Regions from separate parts of the Homo sapiens genome. Here region 1 is linked to region 2. Evidence: chromatin loops called from intact Hi-C (ENCODE). Cell type or tissue: ascending aorta. All regions are shown on one strand. Each heading gives the region's core, and the rest is flanking DNA. Links, peaks and the distances in the headings are about the cores only.

Region 1 (11,764 bases), core at 1,474-9,473, 51 kb after region 2:
GGAAGAATCAATATCGTGAAAATGGCCATACTGCCCAAAGTAATTTACAGATTCAATGTTATTCCCATCAAGTTACCATTGACTTTCTTCATGGAATTAGAAAAAAAACTACTTTAAATTTCATATGGAACCAAAAAGGAGACCATATAGCCAAGACAATCCTAAGCAAAAAGAACAAAGCTGGAGGCATCACGCTACCTGACGTCAAACTATACTGCAAGTCTACAGTAATCAAAACATCATGGTACTTGTACCAAAACAGATATATAGACCAATGGAACAGAACAGAGCCCTCAGAAATAACACCACACATCTACAACCATCTGATCTTCGACAAACCTGACAAAAAGAAGCAATGGGGAAAGGATTCCCTACTTAATAAATGGTGCTGGGAAAATTGGCCAGCCATATGCAGAAAACAAAAACTGGACCCCTTCCTTACACCTTATACAAAAATTAACTCAAATTGGATTAAAGACTTAAATGTGAAACCCAAAACCATAAAAACCCTAGAAGAAAACCTAGGCAATACCATTCAGGACATAGGCATGGGCAAAGATTTCATAATGAAAACACCAAAAGCAATTGCAACAAAAGCCAAAATTTACAAATGGGATCTAATTAAACTAAACAGCTTCTGCACAGCGAGAGAAACTAGCATCACAGTGAAATTTTATTCTTTAAAATTATCTTCTCCTTACAAATTCAGTTTGTCCTCCCACATTCCATTTTTAATTGTATGTTTGTTTTGTTTTTTTTGGCCTCCATCTTTCAGTCTGGAGGATTTTCTCAGAAAATTACTTTATTTGGTTTATCTGTTCATCCTTAAATATGATGTATTGAAAAACTGACTGAAAACTCTATGGGAGTTAGTTGGGTTTTGCCGAGTGTGGGTAACATGGTAATGTGGTGACATGACTGTCCTATTCCCTTGGGGAACATTTAATGTAAACATCTACAGAGAAGGACTATCCAATAACCTGCCTGGAGGTCACAAGTCAGACTGCCATTGCTACAGGAGCTGAGTGGAGGAAGAAATCTGGGAGATGCAGCATCTCAAATTTTGTCTATAAATGTTTATTTAATCCCCAAGTTTTCACACAGTACTTCTGATCTCAGCTGTGCCCGGTGTTCTCTGGTCCTGAAATTCCTTGCCTTATCCTCTCCATAGACTAATCCCCAGTTGTTGCTTGAGTGTGGGCAGGACAGCCAAATGCTGCACATGGTGAGGGAGGTGTACTGGATTCCAAATGCTTTGTACACAGAAGTTCACCTAATCCTTCTGCTTTTAGCCCTGTCCTCACCCCAATTTTCAGGGTTTACTATTAGCACCAGTCCTAAGCTTTTCAGGGTGCTTCTGGGTGGATCAGATTGGTTCTCAGCTTTCCTCCCTGCCAGTTTAGAAATTACATTTCTTAGGTTTCCTAGGTCATTTACTGCTTTCCAGTTTCCAAATTGTGTTGCTGATATCTTATCTCCTATTGTACTTACCCTTTTAGGTTTCTGTCTTTAAAACATCCGCTTTCCTCTCATTTCAGAGGAGCTTTGGGGAAAAGCAAAAAGAAGATAATACATTTCCACATGCACAATTCCTTGTGGAGTAAAAACTCTTTGTTCTATCTTCTCTTTGTTCTTTTTTCTTTGTTCAGTCACTGATTTTCAGGAAATAAAATCATATTCCCATTTTACAGATAGAACATATTAGGGATAGGCCAGGCACGGCGGCTCACACCTGTAATCCCAGCATTTTGAGTGGCCAAGGTGGGCAGATCACTTGAGGTCAAGAGTTCAAGACCAGCCTGGCCAAAATGGTGAAACCCCATCTCTACTAAAAATACAAAAAAATTAGCTGGGCTTGGTGGTACACACCTGTAATCCCAGCTACTCAGGAGGCTGAGGGGAGAAGATTGCTTGAACCTGGGAGGTGGAGGTTGCAGTGAGCCAAGATGGCGCCACTGCACTCCAGCCTGGGTGACAGGGCAAGACTCAGTCAAAAAAAAGAAAGGAAGGAAGAAAGGAAGGAAGGAAGGAAGAAAGGAAGGAAGGAAGGAAGGAAGGAAGGAAGGAAGGAAATAAATAACATATTAGGGATAAATAAATAAACTCACTTTTCCAAGATGACAGAGTTGGAGGTGGGGCAGTAGCTCAGTATATCCGTGTTGAGGAAAAAGCCAATGCTGCAACACTATGCAGCTGTCACACGCCTGACATAAGTTACTCTAGCCTGCCTGCTCATTGCTTTGCAGTTGACCTCTACCAATGTCGTGGCCAAGTAATAAAAGCCAGAGTTAGTTGCTGAATACAAAATGACCTGTCTAAAACATTCACATATTATTCTTTTTTGCAAAAGAAAAAAGAAAAAAAATTGAACTGATCTGACCTAGTTTTTTTCATGATAATAACTATAATTACCTAACCAAGCTGAACGAGCCTTGGAATTCATCTCAGAAAAACTACCAATACTAGGTTTTGGAAACTGGAAGCATGACAAATTTCTGAGTTGGATCTTTTAGAGACAGGATAAAAGCTGAGGTCATCTAAAATTTAATTTAGTGCCTGAAAGTAGGTCTCAAAATGAAAATGATACTTTACCATTTTAAAGCAGAATTTTCTGTATCCTGTGTCTCTTGAAGCAATTTACTGCATGGATTTCTCTTAGGTCAGCAGGATGGTTAGTCCAAGTTTAAGCCAAGCACAGTTCACAGTCAATTTCTGTTCAGATTAATTACTTTTGCAGCTAGCTGTCAGCCTTATTGCATCAGTAGGAGTCAGACTAATATTGCCAGCAGATCATGTCATAATTTGTTAACGAAACTATTCATTACTATTTTTTGCCATTTCTTAATTTATTTGGGATATAATCTGTATCTCCCTTATTAAAATGTGTCAGATATGCTGATGTTCTGTACAACTCAATTGTATTCTCCTGACTTTATGGATGAAATGAACCTATATAACAAACCTGGGATTACTCCATAAGAATGCCTCTGAGTTAATTATACTTCCTGTTAGTACAAGTCTATTCTAAAATGCACTTAATTGCATTTGCAGACATTTATTTTGAAGTCGGTCATTGTTGGTGGTTTGTGGCTTTGCTCTCAGGAAGAAGGGTGCTATATTTAAATTAATCAATAAAGAATAAATACACTTGAAAAGGAGTTTATGATTTGGTGTTCTTAGAGTGAAGATGTGGGAAGAGAAGTCCTGCAAATGTGAGGAGTCGATTTTACAGAAAATTGAGTCTCGGGTAATTTAGTGACTTTCTCCCACAATGCTCAGTTATTTAATGGTGGAGCTAGGAGTAACCAGTTCTCAGGTGCTCCAGGCCCATTCCCTTTCTACTTTACTATGGGAGCAGGATCTTGCAGAAAAATTTTCTGTATGTAATTTACTTTTCATAAAATAATAATAATAAATAATTTGGTATTGTTTAAATTTTTGTTTAGAAATAATTTAAAACTTGCAAAATAGTTGCATATACAATACACATGACTTTCTGTAGTTTGTCTAAGACTTTTAGTTTATTAATTATCTTGAAAACAGTTAAGATAAATACCTAAATTTCTTACACTTCATTTGTAGATTGGTTAAGTTTTTATTAATTATAATAATATTTAAGTGTATACAAATATAAATATAAGACTTCCATTAAGTTGCGCCATAATCTTAACATATAATTTGTATAAATTTGGTTCTTATAAACTTTAGACAATATTCCATGTATTTGGATTGATAGTTTCACCACTTACACCAGCTGGGTACAATTTTACGATGTCCTTGTTTCTCTGTCAAAGTGTTATTATAAAGTATAATACACATAACTTTCTACGTTTAGATAGATCAATTTTTAACATTTTACAAATGTGTGTCACAGACACACAAACACACACTGAAATACCTGAATGAAGAGACAGACAGATGCAGCTAACTTCATATATTTCCCAAGAACAAGAATTCTGGGACAGGCACCATGGCTCACACTTGTAATCCCAGCACTTTGGGAGGCCAAGGCAAGAGGATCTCTTCAGCTTAGGAGTTGAAGGTTACAGTGGCCTATGACCAAGCCAATGTAAGGCAGCCTGGGTGACAGAGCAAGACCCTGTCTCTAAAAATATTAAAAGAAAAGCAAACAAAAGAAAAAAATTCTCTTACAAAACCATAGTACGTGTATCCAATTCCAGAAATTTAACATTGATACCATGCTCTTTATTATATAATATACAGTCCATATTCAGTTTTCACAGTTGTTGCAACAAAGTTTTTCTGGTCATTCTATTCTTTTTCCTCCTAAATATAATCCATGTTAATGTGTTGCACTTAGTTGTCACGTCTCTCTGGCCTCCTTTAACATGGACTAGTTCCCAGTCTTTCTTTGTGTTTTATGACATGGACATTCTTGAAGAACACAGGCCTGCTGTTTTGTAAAATATCTCTCAGTTTGAGTTTGTCTGATGTTTCCTCATGATTACAGTTGGTTTAGGTACTCTTCTGGCAGAAATACTACTTAAATGGCTGTGTGTCCCTGTTACAGCACCACAACAAGAGGCACATGATGTTAGTTTGTCCATTATTGGTAATAAATCTTTGACATTTGGTTAAGCAAGGGGAGGGGGGTCTTCCAGGTTTCTTAGCAGGTTATTTTCAGCACAGCATGAGAAGCAAGAAAGTCTACATGGCAGGAAGTACCTAAAATCCATTTGTGAGCTAAACTAGATGGAATGCTGGCATTAACTAGAGTTAGATGGGGTTCTTTGCAGTGCCAGCCAGTGTGATTCAGCCCTCAGCTTGTACTATTCTCCAGCCCTCCTCCTCCTGCCAAACCCTACGGCCTGATTCAATGGCAATCTTTGATGGGGCCTGCTGAGTCACTTTCTTAGGAGCCAATGCTATGTAGGTATTCCTTCCTCTACAGGAATTCAAAAAATATTATCTCAAAATCTAAAAACACATGAGTTGGATGACACTACGGTTTGCATATCCTGAGTCCTTTATTGATTGGTTGCAGAGATTTTTGACTGATAAGCCTGGCTTTAATTGAGCTTACTTATGTAATAGGCAGTAATAATAGCCCCAAGGAATATATTTCCCAAGGCACCAACCATAGTAACAGGGACCCCTTCCCCGGCCCCATTTCCTTGCCCTGTCCTGTGCTGAGGTAATTGGCTGAATAGAACAGAGCTTGAGCCGGGCACAGTGGCCCATGCTTATAATCCCAACACTTTGGGAGGCTGAGGCAGGTAGACAGCTTGAGCTCAGGAGTTCGAGACCAGCCCAGGCAACATGGCAAGACCCTATCTCTACTAAAATTACAAAAAATTAGCCAGATGTGGTGGTGCATGCCTGTGGTCCCAACTACTTGGGAGGCTGAGGTGGGAGGATCGCTTGAGCCCAGCAGGGCGAAGGTTGTAGTGAGTCGAGATCGCCCCACTACACTCCAGCCTGAGTCACAGAGCCAGGCTCTTTCTCAAAAAAGAAAACAAAAAATTGAGAATAGAACTCGAAAAACACAGTTGCAGTTGTTTTCCTCAGGGAGCCATCTCACTCTAATGAAGGTTCTACCTGCTACCCACCCTTATCCCCTGCCTTTCCCCTTACTAAGCTGGGATAATGTTAAACATTTTTTACTTGGCAGAAATATTCATTCTTGATTACAAATCACTGGGTTGTCTGAGAAAGGTGAAGTCATATAAAACTATGGGCCTTCAAAGAGGATACTCCACCCTCTTTGGGAACTGATTAGAAACTAACATGAATCGAATAAAACAAAATGAATGAAGTAGCTCTCTATAGAAATGTTTACAGGCCCAACTTCCAAACTTCATAGTTATTTAATCATGGATTGCTATTGGGACGAGAGCTGCTCCCACATTTTAGAATGTTATAGTTAAAAAAGAGTGTTACGAATGATCAACCTGCTAGCTGCCTCAGTTTCTTCATTACAAATGAGAATAACCTGATCTAAAGAGACATGTTTGGAGCAAGCTTGAATTTATTTGGCCTTCTCGTCAAGTCAAGCAGGTTTAGCTTGGAAAAAACTGAATCACACATAAACTAGAAGTGGGGTTGCTCATGGATATGAGACTGTGCCTTGGGAGTTGGTAATAGAGAGGGGTTGTTTTCTCAAAGCCTTTTTGGAGAAAGTCACCATAGGAGTTCCTTGTTCTTCACCCCAAATCTCCATAGTTTCTGCAACTCCGCTAAATTCCACATGTCTGCTCCTTTCTGTTTTCTTACCCTCACCCTTTCTTTTAATTTCCCCAAAAAATCTGGTAAGAGCGGGGGTAGTATCTTAGCTTGAGTTCTCCGAAAAGATGATCCTGGGAGAAGGGTTTAGATACAAGCAGTTTATTTAGGGGATGTCTTAGTTTGGGCTGCTAAAACAGATTACCATAGACTGGGTAGCTGAAAGAAAAATAATATTTTTTTCACTATTTTGAAAGCCAGCAGTCTGAAATCAGGATGCCAGCATGGTTGGGTGCTGGTGAGAGCTCTCTTTCTGGTTTGAAACTGGTAGTCTTTTCGCAGTATCCTCATATGGTGGAGAGCAGAGAAGGAGGAAAACAACCTCTCTCGTGTCTTCTCAGTGCATTAATCACATAATGAGGGCTCCGCCCTAGTAACCTGATTACCTTCCAAAGGCCTCATCTCCAAATACCATCATACTGAAGATTAGCATTTCAACATGTAAATTTTGAGGGGTTACAAGCATTCAGTGCATAGCAAGGAGTAATACCAGGAAGCATAGAGGGGAAAAATGAGAAAGGGGAAGACATTCAATAAAAGGCACATTCATGAGTGAGTTATTACGAGGGAGCTCAATCCACTAGGGACCTGCTGAGAGGCTTTGCTATCTCTCATGCTGCTAATCATGAGACATCATGCCCTAGAATTATCCCTCCAAGAGAAGGAAGGAAATTGGAGAGGTACCCACCAAATTCTGTTCTTCATTTGTGAAAGTCACTTCTAGGTCATTAAATTGCCTGGCCCTTCCTGGCTTGCCTCACAAGTGAGTGTAGCATACTCTCATAGCCAGAGAATGTCCTAGGTCACAGAAATACAGGTACTTAAGGTAAGAAGCCTCTGGTAGTATAGGAAGAAGTAACTGTCCACGGAAGTTGCACATGCTCTCCTGGATAAGCTGAGAGGTTACAGATGGGGCAGCAACAATGAGTGACACTACAGGGAAGGCACCTGAGGCAAGCTGGGCCAGGCAGCTGGTAGGGAAGGTTGGAGTGCCCTAGGCCAACACTTCAGCAAAAACTGTATGCACAGTGATTCCCAAAGACAGGAATGTGAAAGGACTGGTACCCTAAAACTGGTCTGCTAGTGCCTCTTTCCGAACAACCTGTATAGGACCAAGGAACCACCCCGCAACACACACACACTGAGCATACATACACACACTAAAATTCTAGGAAAGCCTCATGCTCACGGTCCATACATTCTATCCTTACATCTTCAAGGAAGCAATAAGTCCATCAGCAGAAGTAATTATTGCAATAGTGTCTTTATTAATCAAATTCTTTCTGTCACTCTGCTCAGTTTTCATTACTTTTTAAGATCATGCTTTGGATGAATTTTTTAAATGAGTTCATAAGAATAGAGCAGAATGAATACCCTATGTGGCCTTTGGAAAATCATTCAAGTCTTCTAAATTACATATAAGAATTTTTAAATATTCAACCCCTATTCATGCTGGGGTGGAAAGGATAAATAAAGCAGCCCTTTTTATTTCTCTCCAGAGTCACAAACTAATTGAGACATAAAACACAGGAATAAAACAGAGATAAAAAATCACCTTTGTCGAATTAAGATTGAATTGCAGAATGAGACTAGATATGTAGTCATAATGGGCCCCCCAAAACTGTGCCCCTAACAATATACCCAAGAATCCAGCCTCCCACTCGTAGCAGAAAAACATTCCCTAAGACATGCAGCACATGGAGATTGTAAGAGTGTTTGAATCTTCTGTACAAATTATAAGAGAGAGACAGAGAGACAGAAAAAGAGAAGTAGAGCTGTAGAGCCACACTGTATTATTTGGGTCTTTTTGGAAGCAGACTCTGAGACAGAGTTAGTAGTGCAAACAGTATATGTGGAGGTAAATCTTATGAAAGATGAAAGGGAGAGGAAGCAAAACTGGGCAGGGAAAGTCTTAGACCATGCTGTGGCTATGACACCTATGAAAGGAAAGAGGTGAGAAAGCAAGATTGAGCGAAGGGGAGAAAGTAAGTTTGGTCAGGGCAAGCCTGGGATCTCAATGCAGATTTGACAAAGTCTCAGTCAACACCTAGGGCAGCTCCAAAGCAAATAATTCCTGTTAATTGAGTCCCATATTGGCAGAAACGGTCAGGCCTTAGCATTTCTTCTGTGTTTCCTCATTGGCTAGGCTTCCCGAGAAGAATGTGGCCTTCAAAAGTTGGAGGCTGTCAACCAGCTGCACTCCTTGCAACTGAGTGGCAAATTCTTTCCTGAGAGGTTCTGCAAGTGCCACACCTGAATGGCTGCCATACACATCTACTTTGTTCCTTTTCTTACTGTTTCTGATCAGAAAAGTTGTGCTTCTTCACTACTGGAAAGGAATAGACAAAGGAGCAGAGAGAGGCTGGCAGTGTTACCAACATGTGATTAGTTCTCAGGGAATAAAGTGGAAACATACATACACACAAAAATACATATTAAGTAGAAGTCCTTTATGGATACATGAGGCGTATGAAATAATTCTCATCCCTTACCCCTTGCCACAAATAACACATAATCCCACTTCTCTTCTAAGGCAGGTGGGTCCTATTAACTGGAGAACCCTTTATGTTGATGAGCTGGAGAGCTAAGTGGGGCTCAACTGCATATCACAATGGAAGAGAAAAGAAGTGAGGGGAAGGATGAAGAGAATGGAGCCTATAACGGTGAGCATTGTATGAAGGACAGAGAGAAAATCGTTGTATCAGGAAGGCCAAGAAGGGACTTGGGAGAATATAAATGTCAATTGAAATTTTTAAGTTGATTGCTTTGAGGAAAATGATGTGAACTCTTTCTTGGCCTCTACTGTGAAATGTTAAGAAAGTCTACATTGTCCTGAAATGCTTTTGTGAAAGTGGATTTTTCACAGGATGCCCAGGAAGGTATTGACATTTATGTCTGAATGAATATGTCATGCAGCAAAGCCAAGTGGCTGAGATAGTAATCTACCTTGGGTCTGCATGGTGCCAAAGCCCATGAGCTCAACTGTTAGGCTTAGACTGCTGTTGGTTGGCTTCAAGGAGAATGGAAGTGGTGCACAAAGTTAATGGAACAGCCTAAGAACTTTGCCCTGGACATGCCAGCATTGTGGAGTTCCTCATTTATGGGGTTGTGTTCCAAAACTAGGGTGTGTCCTCAGAGAGTGTGTACACACTCTTGTTTTCCATAGTTACTCCCACAGGCCAGCCTTTGGCTGCCTCTAGCAATAAATATGGCAAGAGAGCACAGATAGTACACTGAATCGCCAAGGCCAAATAAGAGTGGGGTGAGGTTTGGTCCACTTTCAGTCCCAAGCCCCATGATTCCCAAATATTAAAAAAGATATTAGTAAACAAAATATAAAACAATTTGAAAAAGCTATATTCATGACAATTCTAATATGTTCTATCTTGGGATTATACCAACTATGGTTAAGGGAAACTATTTCACAAAATGGATTAACTGTTAAAAATATGTGTTAATGCCTATCAAATACCATGGAGAGGATGTTGGTTGGATTTACAGGAGCAGTTCCATTTATACAGAAAAAAAATCTTGTAATAGAAAATTTACTCAGTAAGCTGTGCTACCTTATGAATATCATTTGGGAGAAAACAAGTCTAACAGATGCTGTTGGTGCCCTCCCTCCATAGCCCCTTGGCATTTACCATGTTCATACATGCTGTCCAACTTCCAGCTGCCAGCACCTACAACCCTCAGCCTGAAGCCTTTCTTTGGACAGTGGGGCTCTTTCTGATCCTCCCCACAAGCAACCCCCAACCAATGATGGATCGAGTTACTGGATAAATATCCCAGCTCCCTTGTGCCATGACTGGTATAAATCAGAGGCACATTCTCCCAGGGAGATTATGTTCTCCTTGACTTTGGTGATCTTGCTTAATAATGCAAATTTTATTGGCTTCTTTCCATTCCTTGTTTTTATTTCTCTATTTCCTTAATGATAGTTGCTGGGATTATCTGCCAAATAAATTACTTACATTTAAACCATTGCCTCAGAGTCTTCATTTTGTGTTACCATACAGGACTACCCGAGACTGGGTAATTTATAAAGCAAAGAGGTTTATTTGGCTCATCACTCTGCAGAGTGTACAAACATGGGGCCAGCATATTCATGGTTTCGGTTGAGGCCTCCGGAAGCTTCTACTTTTTGGCAGATTGCAAAGGGGGAGGAGGCATGTCACATGGTGAGAAAAGGAACAAGAGAGAGAGGAGAAGGTAAGAGGCTCCTTTAAACAACCACCTCTCCCATGAACTAATAGAGCAAGAACTCACTCATTACCATGGGGAGGACCCCAAGCCATTCATGAGGGATCCACCTCCATGACCCAAACACTTCCACCAGGCCCCACCTCTAACATTGCATATCACATTTCAACATGAGATTTGGAGGGGACAAATACCCAAACCATATCAGGGTCACTTCTGTAAGAACACAAACCAAAACATTCATTTGCCTCACCTGTTGCTTACTAAACAAACTTCTGATTTGAAGTTGAGCTTCTCTAGTGGCCAATTTCTGATCAAAGATGCAGTAATAATCTGTCCTGCTTATATGAGTCCTATTGGTGACTGATTAATGACTTGGAAATATTGTTGGTGTGAGTCAATCTTCTACAACAGGGAGTGGCAAACTATAGCCTGTAGGCTAAATCTGGCCGGCCTTTAAATTTTGTAAATAAAGTTTTATTGGAACACAGCCACATCTACATATAGTCTGTGGCTACTTTCACACCACAACAGCAGAGTTAAATAGTTGTGACAAAGACAATATGGCCTGTAGATTGTAAAATATTTATACTTTATAGAAAAAGTCTGCTGATCACTCACGGAGAAGCTGTTCACCTTTGGGTTCACTGAGAAAGTCAAACCTGTGGTTTTATAAATATGAGGGTCAGAACTTGGGCCAATGGCATCACACCAAGTGGCAGCCCAGTGAGACTCTCAACTTAAAATATAGACTAGTCACCACCTACTCAATTCCTTCCAGTGTTTGATTATGGCATAGTCAGAATTCTATGAATTCTTGTCCATGTCTTGGGAATTCTAGGGTAGAGACAAGAAGGAGGGCATTGGCTAGACAGGAATATTAAGAAAGTGTCTTTTAAATTGAGGTTCATCAACACATTTTAAGCAAACTTCTCTCCAGAAAACTTCTTTTGTTTATTGACCTAGTTCTTGCTAATCATCCCCTCATGCTGTACCCTCTTGGTCCTTACAGGCTCAGCATCAATTATTAATTAATTTGAAATTGATTGATGAGGTCCTCTGTAGATTATTCTAAGCTATGCCACAATTCTAGCTAGCTCAATCTTCTTCAGCATAGAGACTATTTATATTACTTGTCAACCTGCTAGCCCCCAACAATTGATAGCATAGTATTTTGTATACAGCAAATGTTCAGTAAATTATTAGACTGTCCAACATCCACCACACACAGACTTCTATAGATGAGGCAAAATGATAATCAAACTGGAATCATTTGTCAAATATGAAATAATTTTACATAATGTCTCTAGAGTGATAA
Region 2 (11,764 bases), core at 2,494-10,493:
ACATGACTTTAGAAAAAGATGCAGGGGGAAAAAAAGCCTCAGACCTTCCCTCACCACTTCAGTTAGGGGAACACTATGTTTGCAATGACAGCAGCCATCTTACAACATTGAAAGGTGAAACAGCTCAAACACTGAGAATAGCAGAGAAAACGCCTGGAAAGAGCTTGGATTTGGATAACTCTCCTGAGTTGCTGAAACAATCCTGGAGTGGCCTAGTTTTCCACTCCTTGCTAAGTGAGGTAATAAATGTTCTCATTATTTAGATGACTTTTTATTGGGCATTTTGTTATTTACAGCTAAAAGCATTGCCCCTTATACAGCTGCCAACCACCTGCCTTAGAAATGAGCCAAAGACCCAATTAACAACTTTGCAATAATTTGTTGTTGTTGTTTTCAAATCACAGCAGGAAGATAGATACGTCATATTAAGTATCATTTTCTATCTGATATTCAGAATTACCTTAGGTTTTCTGTTAGTAGTAGCGAAAAAGGCTACCATTGATTCCATTTAGCAGCTACTATGTGCCAAGCACTGTACTAGGTACTTTATCTAGGACTGGTCATCACAGCAACTTCCAAACCAGTCTCCTTTGGCTGGGGAAATAAAATCACATCTACATGTTTCCTAGCTTACTTAAACAAATTAGCATTTCGTTACAAATGTAAACTACAAACCACTAGTTGTACTTGTAACTTTGTCACCTACAGAAATCACAGATGCATACCACACTGTAGCTGTGGAAGGTATCTCAAAATATCATTGACTCTCATCACTGTTTCAAAAGTATCATCATCCTTTAGCCTGCTGTAAAATCTTATTTAATGTGTTGATAAAGGAGCACATACGCTACTGCTCACACATTTTAAAAATGTTTTGGTAACATGGTTGCAATATAATTGACTTCCTTTGTAATTCTGTGTGTTTTATTTTATGCATTTAAAAATATTATTCTAAGACGAGGTCCTGTAGGTTTCACCAGACTGACAAGGAGTCCTTGGCACAAAAGGGGTTTAGACCCCCCATAACCAGTCCCCCTTGTTATCATTCTTAATATTGTCAATCCACTCTTAATACAGAAAACCAGGGCGATCTTTTTAAAAGGTAAGTCAGATCAAGATATTTCCTCCTTTAAACACGAAACAAATGCAGACTCCTAACTTTGACTAACTTGGGCCTCCAGGATCTGATTTTACCCTGCTCATGTCTCCTTCCATGGTTTCAAACTCCTCTATCCCCTGCTCTCTCTCTGCTCCAGCCATGCTAGCCTCCTTCTATTTCTTTGAAATGTCCAAGTCATTTCCTACCTTAGGGGCTCTTGCCCTCTGCCTGGAATGCCTGTTCTTAGAGCAGCCACTTGGTTCCCATGCTCTAGTGATAAGCCAGGACGCTGCCTCCACAGAGAAGCTTTCCTACCAAACAGCAGCCCTCCCCTTTGCCACCTGTCCTCAGTTAGTTCCTGATTACATCCCTAAGAGCACTTATCTAAAAAGACTGATGTTATTTTTTTCTTCACCAACAGACTTTTATTTTTGGTTCACTACTGAACCCAAGCATCTAGTAAGTTGCCTCACACCATGTAGAAACCTGACATTTACTGAATGAATGAATGAAAACCAGAACAAGTCAACGAAGAAGCTCTTATTAATCAATTTACAGGTGAGGAAATTAAGCCTCAACGATGTTAAAATATTTTTCCAAGATCACTCAGTGGCAGAATTATTATTTTAACTGAGATCCTAGGTCTCCCCAGAATCCCTCTGCCGTTGTCTGCTACATTTCCACCAATCAGTGGAAAGCCGAATGGGCCCAATATAAGTTTTTATGGCATGATTTCTTGAGACTTCAATGCCCCATTGCTCAAGGATATCTGCCTAAGAAACCCTTGGAACTATTCCAGGAAGGCCAAGTTAAGTGAAAATACATGCCTGGAGAGAGGGATTCTCTGTCTCTTGCCACATACACATACATCTTTTTCTTATATCTGAACCTTATAAACATAAATACAAACAACAAAATCAAATAAAAAGAAAAGAACCTAGAAAAGGGTAAACTAAGGAAGAAACAAATTAGATAAACCCAGGGGAAATGTCCACACATAAATATAGATCTGCTAAGGTACTGTACGCTAGCTTATATGGACCACAATTCTAGCCATACACTCCCTAGTAGCCAACACAAAGTGAGAAATAGAATCAGTTACATGACATATTTTGACGATTTTAAAAATTCAATCAATTGCCAGGAGTCACACAACTATTACTGTCTCTACAATCTGAGAGCAATTCCTCTTGTGGGTCTTTAGAGTGAAAGGTAGAATATAGTAATCAGCATTCTAAACTATAGACCTTTTAAATAAACATATCAAGCTTCATAGAATGGCGTCTCATAGTATGCCTTAATAGAGGTGGCAGGTATAATGCCAAAACCTATGCAGCACAGTATTGCCTTGCTATTCAAAGCATGCTCTACCGCAACATCAGGATCACCCAGGAACTTGCAGCTCTACAAGATCTGCAGGTGATTCCTAAGCACATTAAAGTTTAAGAAGCACTGCTTTATTGGTTGAGCTTAAGCCATGAAAAATAATTGGAAGAAACTATAATTCATTCATTCATTCATTTAACAAATATTTACTGAAACTTTGGCAGTAGGAAAGGATTTCTTTAAACATGACACCAAAACTACCACCGTAAAGGAAAATATTGATAAATGGGACACCACTAAAATTGAGTGATATTTGCAAACACACACAAAGCTGGGCATCTAAAAATGTGTCAGGCAGTCTTGGCAATGAACATCAATGAAACCAAAAATGTCTACCCTTATGGAGCTTACATTCTAATCAGCGAAGACATAAATAAACAATTTAAGTAAAACAAATCACGAAAGGGGGATAAGTTGAGGGTGGGGTTGCAATTTTAAATAGGGTAGTCAGGAAAAGCCTCATTGAGGAAGTAAAGACCTATACAAGGCCAGGCACAGTGGCTCATGACTGTCATCCCAGGACTTTAGGAGACTGAGGCGGGCAGATCACTTGAGCCCAGGAGTTCCAGAACAGCATAGGCAACGTGGTGAAACTCTGTCTCTACAAAAAGTACAAAAAATTAGCTGGGTGTGGTGGCACATGCCTGTGGTGTCACCTACTTGGGAGGCTGAGGTAGGAGGATCGCCTGAGCCCAGGAGGTCGAGGCTACAGTGAGCCATGGTTGCACCACTGCACTCCAGCCTGGGTGACAGAGTGAGACTCTGTCTCAAAAAAAAATTATATATATATATATATACATACACACACACACACACACACACACCTATACAAGGTCAGAGATCTAGCTATAAATATCTAGAGGGAGTGTTCCAAGTAGAAAGAACTGTAAGAACAAACAGCCTGAGACAGGAAAGTAACTAAAACAGGAAGATGGCCAGTGTGGTTGAAGAAGAATGAGCAAGGAGTAGAGTAGGAGTGTAGGAGGCTAGATCATGTGGGGCCTTCTCGGCTATTTTTAAGAATCATAACTTTGTGAGATGACAAGCCACTGGAGAAAAAGTAATAGGGAGCCACTGCAGTATGTTGAGCAGGGAAATAACATGATGAAAAATGTCTTTTGAAATATTTGTTTCTTAGAGGTAGATGGAACGGCTTGAGTGGGAGATTCTAGCTCAAAGTATATTGCACTAATCCCAATATATGGTGATTCATTCATTCAACTATTTATTAGGTGGCAAAGATGTGCCCAGTAATGTGGGGAGGATCTAAATTAGAGCGATAACTGAGGGAATTGCCAGAGGAATGTGAATATAAATGACATCGGAGGGGAAGAAACCCAGGACATACTGAGAGATTATTTATAGAGAAATGACACAAATTCGCAATTCAATCTAATCAAGGTCTATGGATCACCTACTGAGGACAAAGTCCTGTGCTGGCTAGGATTTGCGGGGAGGGGATGGGGTATAAAACTTCTACTTTCCCCTCAAAGGGCTTCCAGCCTGGCATGCTTAGCCCCTGCCCTACACCTTTCAAGCCAGAAAGTCTTGAATTGACACAGCTGCAGCTGGCACTGGAACTAACTGGTTTGCTCAGGCTCAGGTTAAGACCTGTTTTTGTTGGTGGTGGTGGTGGGTTTTTTTTTTTTTTTTTTTTTGCTATCCTTGAAGCTTGTTCCATCTCCTGGGAGCAGGGGCCAAAGCACCTCAACTCGATTAGTAAAAAAAAAAAAAGACCTGGTTTGGCAGGAGGGCAGAAGAGAGGTCTTAATAGATGTCTTGTGTGGATCAGTGTTGCAGAATGGCCTGAACCACCAGTTTTTGGGCAGAGTCCTTCTGGTCTGCTTCCACCTGTGTGATCTAGTGGTCACACACTCTTCCCATTCCATTCTGGAAAAAAGGCCTCAAGGCATGGAAAGGGGAAGAGGCAAGATTAAGGAAAACAATTGGAAAAAAAAATTTGAAAATTGCCTGCTGCCAGACTACAAGGTGAGGGGAGCAGATGCAAATGCAATGCAAATGATATGTAAATATCTCTGTGGCCTTCTAAAAGGTTTTCTACAACTGGAAGGGCATTTGAAAAACTGCTGGCAGTTAACAGTGACTCAGAAGCAGAGCAAACTATTTCAAGACAACTTTGTGACATAAACCTTTGCTGCCCAGCTAACACAGTGCACATTCTTTAGTAATCTTTTTTCTCACTTGAATCAACCTCACCTGCTATTAAAAAAAAACCCTGTCTGCCTCTGTAGAGGTGATCTAAGTTAATTACTCTTTTAAAACACTCTATATACCTTTAATTTTTCTTCAAACGCCTTTCTCACCTAAATAAAGCCAAGTTAAATGTGTCACTTCCTCCCTAGAACAGTAGTTGGCTCCAGGGGATTATGAATGAAAGTGCCTCTCTCTCCGTTCTAGTCACTATGATCCTTCAGAGTTTTGTTCTTTTTCCTACTCCACAGGAACTGGCATATTCTCTTCTAATAACCACATGCTGATTTCAAAGTGAGTCCAGGAAAAAATATGTATGTGAAAACCAATTCACTTTTAGGAGCCACTGTAAAGTTATTCATCAAGAAAAGCTGCCCTGTCAAGAAAGCTGTGGTCTTGCCCATCCTAAGCAAATATTTTTAAGTGAAATAATGCACATTCAACCACAATGGGGTACATTTCCGGGTACGTTTCCGTCTACATTTATGTATTTTTAAAGGGGACACTCCTATCAGATATGCATTTAATAAGAGCCATGGGTTGAACTGAATAGTAAGCAAAACAGTAAACACATCAGACCCACAGCTGAGCAGTTATTCTTGGTTACAGACCCAGGGCTCCAGAAGCAACTTACCTCCACATCGGCCCCGAAAAGTTCCATTACTTTCTAGCACTCTAACATTCGAGGATGCCTCAGCTTTTGACAGCAGAGTCAAAGGAAAGGAAATCCCTTCCATTTCTGAGGTTTTCATCTTACTTGAAAGGGCCACACTGTCATCCCCCAGAAAGCTAACAGGCATCTGGAGTGATGCCACGTAAAAACACGAACAAAGCGCAGAGACGCCGAATCTCAACAAATGAGAGACTGAAAACGACAGGAAAGAAGAGGGACAAAAGCAGGAGATAGACCTCAAGGGACTGAAGAAATGCTAGCACCACACCAAGAGTAACAAAGACTTGGAGAGCAACTCGGGACAGTGCTGCCCGAGCCACGGAGTCCGGGGAAAGGAGGCCGGGCAGGCGGCGAGCGCCCTCCCGCGGCCCGGGCTACCTCTTACCTCCTGGGCGAGTTTCTGCTTGAGCACCAGCGCGGCACACAGGTAACCCGCGCGGCCCACGAACAGCTCGTCGGAGCCGCACTCCAGGAAGGAGACCGGCGCGCAGACGGCACACAGAGCCCGGAACTTGCCCAGCGGCTGCACGTAGTCGGACCGGCCCAGGGCGTGGTATACGAGCGTGGCCACGGCGTACACGCCCGCGCCCCCGAGCAGGAAGGCGGCGCGGGTGTCGGCGTCCGGTTCGCCCCACTCCTCAGCGCGGGCGCACGCGTCGATGAGGCGCTTAGCCGAGCGCAGGTAGCGTTCCCGGGCCGTGGCGAAAAGCGGGCTCTGCGAGACGTGGTAGAGCATATACGCCACTCCGGCCACGCCGCCATAAAGCCCCCCCTGGCAGGCGCTAGCCCCCGCCGTCGCCCCTCGGGCCTCCGCGCCGCCCCCGAGTGGGGGAAGCTCCTGGAGGATGCGCTCGATGGTGGCGGTGACCAAGGGCGCCACCGCCTCCTCACACTGGCCCGCCAGCAGGCTGCCCTGGTAGTCATCGAAGCGATTGGCGAAGCAGCGCTTGGTGTCCATGCTGTTGCCCGTGCCCCCTAGTGCGGAGCTGAGGACCGCTTGAAGTCGTGCCCTGCAGCCCCGCACACCACCTCCGGCTCTCTGAGGCACTCGGATGCCGGTGTATGCGGCGGGGAAGGAGCGAGAAGGATGAGACGGGAGGTGACAAGAGGAGGCGGGCAAGGAGCGGATGGCCAAGTGGGGCGCCGGGCTGCCGCGAGGCTCCCGAGTGGCCCGGGCGATCGCGGGGGATGCGTGTCCTGCGCCCCCCCTCAGAGGCCGCGCCCTCGCTGAACCCGCCCCCTCCTGCGCCGCCGCAGCTTGGCTGCCTCTTCAAGGGGCCGAGGTGATCTCTGGCAGGACCCACGCGGGGCCCGCGCCACTCCTCCCGCTCCGCCCCCGACTCCTCCCCTACTGGCAGAAGGCCGAGGACGTGCGGGACACTGATCTGGAACGCTGGGACTCAGCATACACACACCTGGCGGTAGAGGTGATGGTCTCCAGTCCCTTGTATACTCAAAGTGTGGTCCTTGGGTTAGAAGCATCAGCATCACCCGGGGGCATGTTAAAAACGCAGCATCTCAGGCTTCACTCCAGACCTATTGACTCCAAATCTGAATATTCAGCAAGATTGCCAGGTGATTCGCATGCACATTAAAGTTTGAGGCGCCACTGAACTAGGCTAGAGTAGCAAGACAAAACTGGGCGCCTTCTTTGAAGTTTGTATTTCATCTTGGTCGCTTCGGAGTTCTCATTATGAATGTTTCAATCCCAAAGGCTGGGGCATTTGAGCACATCATGTTTAATGCATTAAAACGGTGAAATACCCCATACAGGAACTTTTTTCCCAGCTTTGATTTTTGTATTGTTTTCTTCGAGTATACAGGAGTAAAAAGTCAAAGAACCACACCAGGTTAAGGCAAGGAAGGGGCACGCCCCTCCTGCCATGCGTGCATAGTAAAAGCTCAATACATATCTTGAGGTCATTAACTAGTTAATATTAGGATAAACGCTCTGTGAGAATTTAATTAGGCTTTTTATCTCCCCCTTCCCTCCCTTCTTTTCCCATGTTTGTCCTCTTCTGCTTTTTTCCCAAGGGCGTTGTGGAGGGTCTCCTATGTGTCCTGAAACCTGGAAATAGAGGGATGAATAAGATAGACATGGTCCTAGACCCCTTGTAGCTTACAATTCAGTAGGAAAAAACAGAAAATGAACAATTACACAAGCTAGTTGCCTTTCTTGTGCTCAGCTGTTTGAAATAATTCTGCCTTTCCCAAAGTGTTGACTCTTGAAGACTAAAGAGGTCACGTCTCCCAGGAGTATTTGACTTTTGATAGGGACTGTGCAAGACATAAAGGAGTAAGTGGCTCATAGAACAGTTTCTGATACTTTGTGGGGAGAGTAACTACTCCACTTACTTGAAAGGCCAGTTTGGAGGCATTTTTTTTTCCTCAGAAGTGTTAAATGTCACCATGATTGGGAAGCAGATATTAAATACCCTGCCCCTCCACCCTTACTTGATGTAGTCTGGGAAAGAACCTTAGTTTGCCAACATGATTGCCAGGACTGACACATCCACATAGTTCAAGGACAGTATGGCCATCGTCCCCCTTTGATGCTGCCAAAACAGGTTTATTTTTAATAATAATAATAATGATAAAAGTCCACTTTTAGGCAGGGAGCTTGATATGTTAAAGGAGGAAAAGGCATCAAAGAAGCAACAGGAATGTTGAGTTTCTCCTTGAGACTTCCTTCCTCATCCCTCAACCATAACAGACATTAGAGGTGATTTTTGTCCCCTCAGACAAGGAAACATAAAATAAAGCCTTTACCAGCAGAAATGAAGCCTTATTCCACTTCATTCCTCCACACCTCACTCACCCTTGTCATGAATCTAGAGGCAACTCTATTAATTCTGACTCTGATTATTCTTCGAAACACTCCAGCCTAGAGGTAGCGCCAGCAACAACAACAGGGATCTGCTAACTGGCTTCAAAATAGAACTGTGTGTAAACACGTCTCCAAGAAAACGAGCTCTTCCACTTTTTCCCAGTTGTGTCATCTGTCTATTGCCCCAAAATGCTGTATGAAAAGCAATCACAAAATCTAATAGCATATGGCAGTAAATTTAATGTTTATGCATCTAGGATCTTGGCTGGGCTCATTCAGGTGTCTGGAGGTGGGTTGGGTCTTGCTTGGGGAGACTGAGGTGACTGGCCTCTGGCCCATATGTCTCTTCTCTTTTAGCTGGCCAACCCCAGCATGCTTGCACGGCAATGGCAGAGGGGCTAAAGCAAAAGCAGAGACATGCAAGACTTCTGAGGGTCTAGTCTCAGGAGCACACACTCTTTTCTGCCTTAGTCTATTGGCAAATCACATGAGGAAATATAAGGTGTTTTTGTTGAACTTCAAATTTGCATGACAAAGGGTATGGATACAGGGTAGGGTGAAGCGTTAGGGTTCTTTGAAACCCCACCTCTAATTGTCCTATACTTAATTTGCATGCAGTGTTATTTATTTTAATATCACTACTCCACTAGAATATACTCTCCATGAGGGTAGGGCTTTTTCTTGCATTTATTTACTGATATGCAAGATCCTAGAATAGTCTCTATTCTACCACTACTACTGCTACTGCTATTGCTACTACTACCACTACTCCCTGTAGTAGATATTTACTGAAAGTTTATGAAATAATGAATGAATTACCATGAGAGTGCCATGAGAGACTTAAGGTACCCTAAAGTATAGAACACAGAGTGAGGCCTTTTTTGAAACCTTAGCCTGACATGTCTAAACTCCTCCTATATTCTTGGACCCTTTTCCTCTTGTGAGCACAAGAATGTAAACATTCTGCAGTTTTTGCTCTTGTCTGTTTCTCTACAAGATATGGTGACCTCTATACTTTACCTTGAATTCGGGGTCTTCACACATTCTACTTTTGCTAATTAACCCTGTGTGGCAGCTTATATTTTTCAAATATGGCCACAACAATATCTCCTATGCCACATGTTCCTCTGCAATCAATGTGACCTTGACATTCCTCTCATCAGGAGGGAGGTACATGCAACCTCTTCTGAATTCTGGGTGGGCTTATATCTCATTTGTAACCAATAGAATGTGATGGAAATAACACCGTATGGCATCCAAGGCTTAATTATAAAAAGTAATGCAGCTTCCATCTTAAATGTTGCAGCACTCACATTTGGAGCCTTGGGCTGCCTTGTAAGAATCTGACTACCCTGAAGCTGCCTTATCGAGAGGAAGCCCAGACAACATGAAGAGGTCACCTGGAAGTGCTTGGATTGACAGCCCGAGGACAGCATCAACTGACAGCTATGTGAGTGAACCACTTTGGAAATATCCACCCCAGTCAAGCCTTCAGATTACCATCATCCCAGACCCTTCCAGAATTCCTGACCCAAAAAATTACAAACAAAAATATAGTTGTTATAAGCCTCGAAGTTTTAGGATAATGTGTTATGGAGCAAGGTAACTGGAATGTCCTGCTAGCTTCCCATAATCCAATGCTCTGGAAGTCCCCTCTAATCAATAGTCTACACTCAACAGGGCAATGAGCAGTTAGGAAGATAAATATTTTAGAGAAGTCTGGAAGACAGAGAAGTATGCAGGCACCCAAAACGTTGTGTTCTGAAATAACAATTCCAGTTGGATTCTTTAAAAGTAGTGATGACCCCACAAGAAATATGCAGTCTATACAAAATCTTGCCAAGGCCATTTATTTTACCATTATCTGCAAGATTTGTCCTGATAGTCACAGAATTTCTAGCAGCATTTGCTGACAGGCAGCTCCCAACACATGTTTCTGTGATCTTGCTGAATTGCTCAGTTCCTAGTTCTTCTTCAGTACGTCCTTATTATGCAGATTATGCAAAACTATGGATGGAAGAGAGTATTATTGGGTTCATCAAGGAAATCGCATAAAAATTATGCAAAACTATCCAGAAAAGAGAGTATTAAAATCAGGGTTTCTCTTATGCAAATTATTGCTCTCTATGGGTGAATATGAAAAAAAATCAGTAATTGTATAACTGTCAAACCTTACCAATTAAGATTTAATACATTTTATGGGATAATGCATCCTAGAAATGCTTTCAAAAAGTTTTCCAAAATTTTGTTCAAAGGGTGCATCCTAGAAATGCTTGAGATAACTGAATAGTGCTTTCTTCATTCCTTATAGCATATCCTCTGTGGTGACTCATCCCTATTTTATTAGATTAACAACATAATTGGAAACTTTTCCCTAATTCTCCTCTTTCCTTTGCAGTTTTCTGTCCTTTGAATACTCTTCAAAAAATTACCTCATGGCTTGCCTCTTCACCTCTCTTTCAATGAGACTTTCTCCAACTTATTAGTTTAAAGTTACTACCCCTCCACCAACCATTAGTATCTAATGACTACATATTTTACCTATTTGTTTTGTTTCCCATCTATCTCTCTCCACTAAAATTTAACCCCCATAATAACAGGAAATTTTGTCTGTGTTGTTTCCTCTTGTATGCTTGGCATCTAGATCAATGCCTGACACATTGTATGTGCTCAATAGATATTTATTGATGTCTGTGATGCTCTTCATAATGTCAAAATTTTCTTTCCATCCATGGCTGGGTTTTGCTGTCTTTTAGCTGGCCAACCCCAGCATACTTGCATGGCAATGGCAGAGGGGCTAAAGCAAAAGCAGAGACATGCAAGACTTCTGAGGGTCTAGTCTCAGGACCACACACTCTTTTCTGCCTTAGTCTATTGGCAAATCACATGAGGAAATATAAGGTGTTTTTGTTGAATGTCAAAGTTGCATGACAAAGGGTATGGATACAGGGTAGGGTGAAGTATTAGGGTTCTTTGAAGCCCCACCTCTAATTGTCCTATACTTAATTTGGATGCAGCGTTATTTATTGTAATATCATTACTCCACTAGAATAATTTCCTGACCAGTTGCTTGATTATACACCTCTGCCAAAAGCAGCCACAGAAGTGTGCATTCTAACATAGGATTTGATTCTCTTTATTGTCTTTTTTTCCCTCTACTTCCCATTTTATCAATTTAGGGCACTTTGTTAGCCATTATAGGCTAATCATGATCGCCAGTACACATGTAATCCCAGAATTAAAAGCCACCTGAAATAAGCAAGCAAATTGGCACTCGCCATTCCACCTGAAGGAGGGGCAACTGAGTTTGATTAGGTCACATTGGCCAAGAAGGAGCAATGGTCCACACCCTAGCTTAGTGGATATGAAGAAAGTATATGTCAATTATACCTTTGGGTATTACAATGTGTGTGTATGGATGAGTGATTTGAATGACTTATAATATAACATTGCTGTATGGGACACTGCTAAAACAGGTATTCCTCCATTGTAAACTAATGTATCTGTGTAAGGTACATTAAATTGGCAAGTGGGGATGTAGATATTCCTTTAGGTAGAGTAAATTATT

The links. A loop is a pair of places that touch in the nucleus more often than their neighbours do. Peaks named below come from ENCODE experiments on the same cell type or tissue, not always from the same donor. Only the 100,000 strongest peaks of a DNase experiment are listed, where the experiment ranks them.
Region 1: a loop joins it to region 2, with 4 times the contacts of the local background. A loop is called at or near these places in 1 of 110 quality-filtered maps.

Annotation. Positions count from the first base shown.
Region 1 is chrX:37,514,312-37,526,075 of GRCh38, reverse strand. No RefSeq gene overlaps it. Among named protein-coding and RNA genes, the nearest start is that of LANCL3, 51 kb to the left of the region's middle. In ascending aorta, for the core only: no CTCF peak of the experiment used is centred there; a DNase peak (open chromatin) is centred at 4,835; H3K27ac peaks cover 1,324 bases.
Region 2 is chrX:37,566,434-37,578,197 of GRCh38, reverse strand. LANCL3 (LanC like family member 3) reads right to left here and starts at 6,537. Exons shown (of 5, transcript NM_001170331.2): 1 at 5,755-6,537. The coding sequence starts at 6,327. In ascending aorta, for the core only: CTCF peaks have their summits at 4,845 and 5,737 (motif pointing left); DNase peaks (open chromatin) are centred at 5,747 and 6,577; H3K4me3 peaks cover 1,747 bases.